Regions from separate parts of the Homo sapiens genome. Here region 1 is linked to region 2. Evidence: chromatin contacts called from ENCODE Hi-C or POLR2A ChIA-PET data. All regions are on one chromosome and are shown on one strand. Each heading gives the region's core, a stretch centred on a gene start or an enhancer-like site at or near the end of the contact. The rest is flanking DNA. Distances are from core to core; before and after follow the strand shown. Region 1 overlaps MAPKAPK2 (MAPK activated protein kinase 2). Region 2 overlaps RASSF5 (Ras association domain family member 5).

Region 1 (5,207 bases), core at 510-3,009, 150 kb after region 2:
ACTGGGCTTGTACTTGCAGACTCCCAGGCTCCAGGCTCTCTGGAGGGGACCAGCAGCTCTGACCCCCGTGGGCTTGCTGTGGTCCCCAGGGAGCAAGCCCTTGCCAAGAACCTCTGAGCTCACCGAGGCGGGTATGGGGTAAGGATGGAGAAGGCCTGGGGAGCAGAAGTGTGCAGATGACTCCCTCCTTCCCCTCAGCTGGGTATGCATCACCGCTGCTGGGAAGACGTTCAGGCCACTTCTAGACAAATCGGTCATGATGGAAATTTTTTCTTGCCCGTGGGTGGGGCTTTACTTGTTCAGAAGTGGCTTCAGATGTGCTCTTTCTAGGTCCTGGCTTGAGTGCTGAGCATTTACCTGCAGCCCCTCGGGGCTAGAAGGCAGGGCAGTGTCTGAGCCCCTTCCCTACCCCTTGGGGCTAGAAGGCAGGGCAGTGTCTGAGCCCCTTCCCTACCCCTCATTCATTCTCTCCCCTCACCTGTCATTCCATCCGTCAGCCCCGAACAGCTTGGCAGCCTTGCGGCTCCAGCTGGAGCTTAGTAGGCATGTAGTTGGAGGAGGGAACGGCACTGCAGCCGCGCTCTTCTCTCTCCCACAGGTCTTCTTCTTGTTGGGCCTCCACTTCCTGTCAGGGCCCTGCTTGCAGCTGTGGCACATCTGGACCTAGACGGGGTATCCTGTTGTCCTGCATGATGAGGATCCCAGATTTCCCCTAGGTGATGACCACAGTCATTCCAGGGTGGGAGCAGGACTTCCCCCACCCCCAGGCACTCCAGAGACTTCCTCCAGGCCCCCACTAAGTAGTCTGTTCCCAACTCCATCTCTCCCCCATGGAGAATGGTGGGAAGGAAGTTCTGCCAGAGGTTGTTTTTGGTTTGTGAGGTAATAGACTTTGGTTTGAGAAACATACATCTCTCCCTCTTCTTTAAGATGTGAAGCCAGAAGCACCAGACTCTGGTTTCCTTGGAAACCAGAGCAGCAAAGGTAGAGAAAAAAGGGGCTGGTTGTAGGCACTGAAATTGGGGAGGATTCTCTGGATCCCAGCACTTTTCTGGGGAATCCACATGGTCTGCCCTGGGCCCTGGGTTGTAGCCCTCACTGTGTTAATGGACTGTGTAACCTTGGTAAAATGCCTGCAACTCTCTGCACCTTAGTTTCCGCCAAGATGCCTAAGGTGGGGAACATGTTGGCTCCACTCAGATTCTGTGCCCCAGAGACCTGCTGGGTGTGTGTGGGGGTTTGGGGGTAGGGCATGGGGCTCCTGCTCACTGATTTAGCATTTGCTGTGGCTAAACTACAAAGTGGACAGTCCACATGGAGACAGTTGAGAGCTACTTGCACCCAGGTCCTTTCTTTGAGAATACAGTGATGTAACAGGAGACTTCTTGCATTTTGCCTATGTGAAACCAGCTGGATTTTGCTGAAGCTGTAATTGTGTCTCTACATTCTTTGATTCCTGTCTAAAAAAAATGGTTTCCACAAATGCTGTGAAGAATAGACTGACAGAGCTGGAAAGCGTTAAGTAGGGATCCTTTAAACAGATCCCTACATTGTACATTGATCCCTTCAACCACAGCCAGAGAGGGGCAGGGACTTACTTGCTCTGATCACACAGTCAGAACAAGAACTAACAACAGTAAAGGTCTGGGTAGCAGCCTCACATATGCTAAGATTCCCTGTTGGCTAAGTTTGTCTGTTCCCAGGTCACCCTGGCCTTTTGCAATTCTGCCCTCCGCAGGCCCCTGTGTTGGCTGAAACCAGCCCTCTTCTTCCCCTTGCGCTTTCCTCCTGTGACCTCCCAGCCACCTCTTGTTTCCCCTGTGGTGTTCCCCACCTGTTGTTACTTCCTATTCCTCCTCACAACTTTTTATTATGAAACATTTCAGATGTGCAGCAAACTGGAAAGAATTGTACAGTGAACATGATTATACCAAACCACCTAGATTCAACCATTAGCCTTTTACTATGTTTACTTTATCATGTCTCTACGTGTTTCAATCTCTCTATCCATTGACCAGTCCATCTTATTTTGGGGATGCATTTTGTAGTAAATTGCAGACATCAATGTACTTTACCCCTAAACATCTCAGCATACATAGGCATTAATTTGAGTTCAATATTTGTTCATGCATTTTTTTGATGATAATATTTATATTAACAGTGAAAAATGCACAACTCTTAAGGTATCACCTGATAAGCTTTGATAAATGCCTCTATCTGTGCAACCCAAACCTCTGTCAACTATAGAACAAAAAGTTTTATTACCTAATTAATTCCCTCGTGTTGTTTCCCAATCATCCCAACACATACCCCCTCGCAAGTGATCACAGTTCTGATGTTTTCTCACTGTAGATTAGTTTTGCTTTTTCTGGAACCTCATATAAATGGGATAATCAGTATGAACTCTCCCTTTTGTGTGAATTTCATCTGCATGGTGACATGTATCAGTAGTTTGTTATGCTGAGCAGTATTCCATTGTATAGATATGATAAAATTTGCTTCTCCATTCCCCTGTTGATGGACATTTGGGCTGTGTCCAGTTTTGGGCTATGATGAATAAAGCTCCTGTTAACATTCTTGCACAAATCTTGTTGTGGATGTAATGTTTTCATTTCTCCTGGGTAAACAACGAGGAGTGTGATTGCAGAGTTACAGGAGGCTGTTACTTATTGTTCCTATCTGACTCTCTGCCCTGCCCTCTCATTGTACTGTGCACCCAATTATTTTAGGACTGTTATCACATCCAGTCCCTCAGTTGCTCCTTCAGGGTTTCTCTTCTTCCGGCAATTCACCCTAGTTTATTGAACTGTTGCTCTTATGTTATGCTCCTCAGATCTTTTATATCCTGGTTGTCCTCCTCTGGAAGTATAATACTCTTTTACAGATGTGTTGCCCAGAACTGAGTTCTCGCTGCTCGATGTGATCTACATGTGGATTCTAGGTATGGGAGAAATATAGAGTGTGGGTGCATTTGGATCCCTGTCTTGAGCTAGGTACTTGATCTGTGAGCTGAAGGAAATATTAACTTTTTGGCAGCCACGTCATGGCATCAGATCAGATGAGTTAATGTTTGTAAAAATACCACAAATCTAAGGTCATATTAAGATATCCATTCAGCTTGAAGTCAGTCCGAGCCTCTGATACTAATGGCATTTATTATGAACTTTCTACTTGCCATTGTGTCATTTAGTTTTTGCCTACCACTTGGTGAGAAAGGTACTATTCAAATTAGCTTAATAAAAACTCCTTGATTTAAAACTAGGGTACTTAGCTTTGGCACTGTTGACCTTTTGGACCAGATAAGCCTTTGTTTGTTGTGGGGGATTGTCCTGTGCTTTGTAGGAGTTAGCAGCATCCCTGGCCTCTACCCACTTGATGCCAGTTGCAACCATCTATCTACCCATGCCCCCAAGTTATGACAACAGAAAATGCCTTCAGACATTGCCAAACGTCCCCTGGGGGGCAAATTAACACCAGGTTGAGAACTATTCCCAAGGTGTAGAGCTTAGTCACCGAGAAAAAATTTAAACAATATAGCTCTTCCTGAAAGGTAATCACTGCCAGCTCTTTAGCATATATACTTACAGATTATGCTCTTTCTATGGACAGTCCTCATTTTTCATGGTTCTAATCTGTGTGAATTTCAGTTACTATGGTTTGGTTAAATAACATCAGTCCTCGAAGAATTTGGCTCAAATTTGAGTTGCCAGGATATATGTATTACAAGTAACTGCATGCAGTACAAACTTTGCTGTTAGCTCTTCAGTCCACAGATCACTATGTACATAACAGATGCTCTTCATGGTCACTGACTAATCATGTTTCTTCTTGAAGAGTCTTTTGGTGATTGGTCACTGCCTATCTGTTCACTTCACACGCAGACAGGAAAGTGTGTAGTTGTGTTGCCTCCCTGTCTCCTAGTGAGAAACTCGTGACATTTTACAAAAATGGACAATTGATGAGGGAATTGGCCAAGAAAGATGAAATTTCAAATGAAATGTGGTAATGCTGGTAGTGAATTTCAAGCCAAACGTAATGGAATTATATAGACTAGATAGCTGACTGTGGGAATGTCAACACTGTCACTGTTCAAGACTACATATACAGCCTGGGAAACTCAGTGAAGGTGGCATGTCAGCATAAATGAGGAAAGTGGTTTGATGAAAAGGATGAAGAGGTCCCAGAGGAGGTGACACTGCAGAAGGAAACTTCACATTAAAGGCACCTTGAAGATATTTCACAACATCGAAAGTGCAAAGGATAAAACGTTAGAAGCAGATCCAAACTTAGAAAGGAGTATGACAATTTGCAAAGGCATATGAAAGATACTCATTCCATATTGGATGTTAAACAACAAGAAGGCAAGTGCTGTTCAAATTACTCTGGATAAGGTTTTTACAAAGCAATAAAACACTCATTCTCAGTGACTCTAATGTTTTAGAGTATACACAATAAATAGTTTTACTGTTTTCTCATTTCCTTATTTATAATTTGACAGCAAGAGAGTTTTTAATGTTTTGACCGAAATTTTTAAATGTCGTGGAAAAATCATAATTTTCCTCATTGGTGATTAGGGTTGCTTTGCATGGTCATTTTTATGGTTCCGCATTACTGTGCAAAGCAAGAGCTGCCTGTATTTACAAAAAGTGTGGGTGAATACACATGCACACATGCACACACCATGCTTTTTCTCTTTTTAAAACATTTTACAAAATGGGATCAGACTATATGTATCAAATTACAACTTGCTTTTTTCATGGAAGTTTTTTTTGTTTGTTTGTTTGTTTGTTTTTGAGACACCATCTCTCTGTCGCCCAGGCTGGAGCGCAGTGGCGCTATCTCAGCCCACTGCAACCTCCACCTCTCGGAGTTCAAGTGATTCTCATGCCTCAGCCTCCCAAGTAGCTGGTACCACAGGTGCGTACCACCACACCCAGCTAATTTTTGTGTTTTTAATAGAGATGGGGTTTCGCCATGTTGGCTAGGCTGGTCTCGAACTCCTGACCTCAAGTGACCCACCCACCTCGGCCTCCCAGAGTGCTGGGATTACAGGTGTGAGCCACTGTGCCCAGCCAGAAGAATGTATTTTTGAAGAACTTTTGATTTCAGTATGTCTTAATCTACCTCATTCTTTTTTTTTTTTTTTTTTTTTATGTTTTTGAGACAGGTCTCACTCTGTCCCCCATGCTGGAGTTCAGTGGTGTGAT
Region 2 (5,807 bases), core at 1,350-3,849:
TCTCCTGGTACTTTCCCACTTGGCTAGGCACAATTAGATCGTGTTTCTCTGGGTCAGGCATGTCACAAATGGGGCCTGGGGGAGAGCCAGCCTGTGGGCTTGGGCAGTGCAGACGTAGATGGTCTCAGTAAGACCATCATAGTTACCTCAATCTAAGGTGTTGCCTAGATGGGTAGGGGGACTTATCAGGTCACAAGACAAGGTTTTGATGGACCCAAGGTTAGAACTTCCCTCTTTTGCCTCCCAGGCCAGAGAATTTTCTTCCTTAGTCCCACAAAAGATAGGGTTTGGTGATTTGTAGGACTGGTGACTGTGAAGCCAGGCCAGGCCCTCTGTCCATCCCTCATATTTGTTCATTTTTTTCCTATCAGGGATCTGACCCTGGAAGTGGGGCCAGCTTCCATTCTTATCAATTTCCCAAATGCCTACAGGTGGTGGCCATTTAAGGCTTTGACATCTGAGCGGGAACACAGGCGTTCTGAACTCTTGGCATGTTAAACAGGCTCTGGGACCCCAGGACTCTGGCACCGGCCCAGAGCATTGGGGTGAGTGCTCTGAGGACAATACAGCTTTCTGCTTGCAGAATGTCAGAGCACCTCGCTTTATAGATGGAGAAACTGAGGCCCAGAGAGGTGGAAGGACGTCACTAGGCCACACATCTGTTTGGGTAGAGCCAGGACTAACACCCCTCCAGGACTCCTTGTCAAGTTCTCTTCTTCTTGGTCTTTTCCTACTCAGTAGATGACCCAGGATAGACCGTAGGTCTTGTCCTCTCAGAACCTTCTACAAAATGGAACACTCAACTTCAGGCTGGGTCAGGTTTTGAAAGGTCCTTCCCATCCCTCCATTCCTTAAGGCATGCTAGCTAAGGGGACATTGACCCTACACTTGATTTTAGCAGGTAGTCCCTGTAATCTTACAACTTTAGTGACTTAAAAGTTCTTCTTGGTGTCTATCCTACAACTGAAATATGTTAATAGATAAACCTCTATCTTCCCACTGGAGACTCCTCCTCATGTGTGTTTTTCTCTGTGGATACAAAGAACAGAAGGTTGACTATATCTACAGTTAAATATTTTTCTTTTTCTTTTTTTTTTTTTTTTTTTGAGATGGAGTTTTGCTCTTGTTGCCCAGGCTGGAGTACAATGACGCGATCTCGGCTCACTGCAACCTCTGCCTCCCAGGTTCAAGCAATTCTCCTGCCTCAGCCTCCTGAGTAGCTGAGATTACAGGCACCCACCACCACACCCAGCTAAGTTTTGTGTTTTTTTTTTTGAGTAGAGACAGGGTTTCACAATGTTGGCCAGGTCTTGAACTCCTGACCTCAGGTGAACCCCTACCTCGGCCTCCCAAGGTGCTGGGATTACAGGAGTGAGCCACCGCACCCGGCCTATAGTTAAATATTATACTTAAGTACATAGAAAACACACTCCCATGCCCCCATCTGCCTAGGCTTTCTTGGGTCTACAGTGACACCATTGAATTCTTTTTCTTCAAGGAAGATGCAAGAGGAAGAGGGTCCTGGAGGTCAGATCCTACACTGCTCCCTGTTCCCTGCCTGTAATTGTTCCATCTCCTCCTGCCTGGCCAGTCAGCTCCTCCCTGGACAGGATCCCTGTGGTACTCCAGGGGCACTAGCCAACCCCACAGCCCTGGGACAGTTGGGGAGGTCCCCATCTCTCTGCTAGCAGCAGGCACACCCAGGCCTCAGGCATGGCACCTGCCCCTCACCACCTCGGCATGAGAGAAAAGAAAAGATTACTAAAAATAAGTTAGCTCCAAATTTCAGCAATAAAAATAAAACTAGAATCTTTGGAACCACTGGCCCATTTGACTGTTTTTTATGTGCTGTCTCAAAGGCTTACATGGCCCAAGACTAGTCCCAGAAGAGATTTCAGACTGGCACAGCCTCCAGATAGCCTCATTTAGAGATGCCGTCCGAACTCCACACTCGTGGGATTCACTGCCCGCTGCCTCCTCTGGCCCTTCCCAGTATTGTCCGTCCTATAAGATCAGAACTCGCATCTCCTTCAGGTCCAACAACATCAAGTACTTGGTTACAAAAGCCAGTATTGGCCGGGCGTGGTGGCTCATGCCTGTAATCCCAGCACTTTGGGAGGCCGAGACGGGCGGATCACGAGGTCAGGAGATCCAGACCATCCTGGCTAACCTGGTGAAACCCCATCTCTACTGAAAAATAGAAAAAATTAGCCAGGCGTGGTGGCAGGCTAACTACTTGGGAGGCTGAGGCAGGAGAATGGTGTGAACCCGGGAGGCGGAGCTTGCAGTAAGCCAAGATCGTGCCACTGCACTCCAGCCTGGGCGACAGAACGAGTCTCTGTCTCAAAAAAAAAAAGCCAGTATTGACCAAATACTGCTTGGGTTGAATTGCTGCATCTTCTCTCTTGCATCCTGTACAATCAGGATGGACTAACTTGAAACAACCCCTGCTTTTCAGTCATTGAATATAATCAGAGGTTTATTTCCCCCTTTACTTAAAAAAGTTAGATTGGCAGGTGGGGATCAGGATAACACATGGGAAGCTTGTGGGCCAGACCCGGAAATGGTGGGTGTTTCTTGCAACCACGGGCCATTGGCTGGAACTCAGTCACGTGGCCACACCTAACCACAGGGGAGGTTGGGAAGTGAAGTACAGCTGTGAGCCCTGGTAGAAAAGGAAGCAGGTTGTGGTGAGCATTTAGCTGTCTCTGCCACACATGCCTCCTGCCACCGTTTCTGCGCCAGGCACCTGGGAAGCTCTGCTCATAACTGCTTGGTAAAGGACATGACCTGTTTCTTTGACCTTGTACCTCTCTCTCATCTGTCACTGAGGATATTCTGTTCTTGGGATTGGGTCCTGTCTCCCCCATCTAAACTGGAAATCTCTTGAGGACGGGTGCTTTTCCTCACTCAGCACTTCTCTGGTTTCTCTGTAGCATCTGAAACCTTCAGTGTTGCATCAAGGTGGCCTCAACCACCTGCACCAGAACTACTCTTTGAGAATGGAGTTTCAGGGGCCCTACTCCAGAGCTACTGGCTCCTGAATCTTTGGAGATGGGACCCTGGATTCTGCTTTTCTAATACTTTTCCCAGGTGATTCTCATATATGCTGCAATCTAGGAACCACCTGTTTAGGAAATATTTGGTAATTGACTGCTTACCCCAATTGGAATGCAAGAAGAGAATGTGTCACAGATTCCTAAGAGGTTCCTAGGCTGGAAACTGAAGTCTAGAGAGGGAAGAGGATTTGCCCCCAGTCACACAGCTCAGTAGAGACAGATTCAAGGAGTCAGGCCCCCTGGGTCCTGCTCAGAGCTTTCTCTGCTAGTCTCATCACCACAAGCTGAACTCTTATTTCAAGGCCCTTTGAGATCTTGATGGCACATGATGTAAGGGAAGACACACAGCACTAACTGTAAATGAAGTCCTCCCTTCCCATCCAGCTCAAGCCACTAAGAGGTTATGGCCAAGTCATTTCAATCATCAGACTCAGGTACTTCATCCTGTCCTTCTCAACAAACACCCTTGTCATGTGAGTGTCCTTATCTTCCCTGCTGAGAGTCCCTTGCCTCTTTGCATGGGAACAGACCCTTTTTACTAGTTTCTCATGGGCCTGGTAGGGATTCTAGATATTGGCTGCCAAGTTCTCTAAACCATAAGGACTTCCCCTAGGGAGGGGTCAGAGAGACGACCTCCTCCAGGACCACCTGGAACTCACCCAAGACATCCTTGTTCACACGCCGCTTAGTCCAGGCCATCCCTCACTCTCTGTTCTGGTTCCTCCCCTCCTGCCCTCCTTCTGTCTTCACAGGTTTAGATAGTTTATCCAGAATCAGCTTTTCCCTATAAAGCAATTTCACTTACAGTTTGGGACACATAATATCCACCCACCCAAGCAGTTTAGGGAGAAAAGAAGAAAGATTTTATGCCAGTATCAAACCTTGAATCCCAGGTCTTATTGCACACTGTCAGATCAGGCTTTGGATCCAACTCCCAGCCTAGGAGCTTGAAGGGGTCCTAGCTTGGGGACCTCGATTCTCTTCTCTTCTGCTCTTCACTTACCAGGTACCCCACACCTGTGTATCTTCTGGCTTTGGGAGCTCCCTGGGTGGGGAACTGAGACCTGTCCTGCAGGTCCTTGGTTTCTTCTTCTTCATGGTTTAGTCTACCTCAAAGAGCATGGGGTGGGGATCCAGACCTAGCCTGGCATATTTTCCAGAGACAAGAGGATGAGATAAAGTGCCACGAATCAGGAGCACTTGATTTCAGGGCCAGGAGGAAGAAAAGAGCTGCACTGACAGACAGCTTCAGGCTTGAATTGCTGAGCCTGTGGCTTCTGTTCACAGAAGGCTTCTGTCCTGGGGGCTCATCTCCCCTCTTCTCCCACAGCATCCCAGCTTTAGCTAATCACTCTCCAGCCTACATCCCTCGCCCCACCTCTCTTCCTAGCTCTAGAATGGCATTTTCTACAGCTTCCTGGAGGTCTCAGATACCTTAAATTTAGTATGTCCAGAACCAACTCATAACTCATTTATTTCTCTGTCTCTGCCCCACCCTCCTAGTCCCCCACCTTCAATACCTCAGGGGTCTTCACCTCTTCTATTCACCCCATCTGTCCCCGCAGTGCTGCAGAGGTCAGGCCTCTCCTCTCTGTCCCCGCCTCACCCTGTGTTGGCTGCTCATAGCCTCTCACTGAGATGCCCCAGTAAGTCAGTTACCCTGCAGTTTCAATCCTGTGTTTTCCCCTCTGTGTATCCTGCCTACAACTGCCAAGGGCTTATTTTTCCCATATCCCAAAATTTTCCCAGGTTCCCTTTCCTTCCGGAGTGAAGCCCATACTTGGTTCTCCCTCTTTAGTACAGCGTCCAAACTCTGCAGCACCTGGCCTCAGTCAGAATGTTGTGTTTTTAACTTTCCTATAGCACTGAGCACCACAGGTGGGGGACATAAAGATGGATGAGATGGGGTTTCTGTACTTGAAGGCCTTAGGGCCCCCAGCCCACATTGTGTAACAGACCCTAGCTGCTCCCCTTCCCCATCCATGAAGTGTTTGGATGGAGGCCCTTCCATATCCTAGTGGAAGATGCTCTCAGCAACTGCCTTGCAGCCACATGGCCTTTATCATGACATGGCAGCAACTCCTGAGACAGGGAGGATGGAGGGCCTGACTCCTAGAATCAAAGGGTTTGAACAGGAATTGCCCACGAGGGGCTGGGAACAGGCTGCCAGCAGACACAGTGACAGAGCTGCACCACCACTGAGGAGGATGGAGGGGGATTTACCTCACCTCTGAAAAGCAGAGCCTCCTGGAGCTGGAGGAGATGGTTAGGGGTTATCACAGCCATTCCTCTGTCCCCATGCAGGACTGCACATAACCCATGACAGGCAGGGGAAGGAAGGTCTGTTCATTACCACCATCCTAAGTTAGTTTACCATCTTAGACTAAGTTAATTTACCATCCTAAGCAAGAAAAGCAGGGAGGGAGGCAGCAGAGTGTTCATGCCTGACAGATGTCGCTGGCGGAATTTCTGCTACCATCAAGCCAAAAAGTTGACACATTCTATGAGGTAACATGTGAAAGGGGGTGAGCCAAGGGCAAGGTTGCCAGCCCCCATGCTTGTCCAGCTCTAAAGCACATGCTCATCCCACCACACACACAGCTGAGGGAAGAGTCCAGCTTTGAAAGGCTCCAAATAAGCTCCAGTCACCCCTCTCAAGCTCTGATGTCCTGCCGTAGGAAGCTGTTTTTCTCATTCAGTCAATTTCCTGATGCTGAAATTCAGGCCGTTTTTTCCTGTTCTAGTCTT

Evidence for each region. A loop is a pair of places that touch in the nucleus more often than their neighbours do. ChIA-PET counts read pairs that join two places held with the same protein, here RNA polymerase II (POLR2A). Pooled maps may share reads with other maps.
Region 1: a loop to region 2 is called in a pooled map, with 2.1 times the contacts of the local background. The contact joins two enhancer-like sites. A Hi-C loop is called at or near these places in 1 of 37 single-sample maps with no recorded cell type and 3 of 50 pooled maps. POLR2A ChIA-PET finds 5 or more read pairs at or near these places in 6 of 52 experiments (AG04450, BJ, GM12878 and 3 more).

Annotation. Positions count from the first base shown.
Region 1 is chr1:206,706,477-206,711,683 of GRCh38, forward strand. The region is part of intron 1 of MAPKAPK2 (MAPK activated protein kinase 2); the gene reads left to right. Among named protein-coding and RNA genes, the nearest start is that of MAPKAPK2, 24 kb to the left of the region's middle. RefSeq lists a silencer at 3,648-3,942. Within about 2 kb of position 1,760, at least 6 of the 41 ENCODE cell types and tissues checked have a DNase peak (open chromatin) inside an H3K27ac peak, as active enhancers do.
Region 2 is chr1:206,560,577-206,566,383 of GRCh38, forward strand. All of the region lies in intron 2 of RASSF5 (Ras association domain family member 5), which reads left to right. It overlaps LOC124904494 (a long non-coding RNA gene), which reads left to right. Exons shown (of 2, transcript XR_007066831.1): 2 at 432-1,818. Among named protein-coding and RNA genes, the nearest start is that of EIF2D, 49 kb to the right of the region's middle. Within about 2 kb of position 2,600, at least 9 of the 41 ENCODE cell types and tissues checked have a DNase peak (open chromatin) inside an H3K27ac peak, as active enhancers do.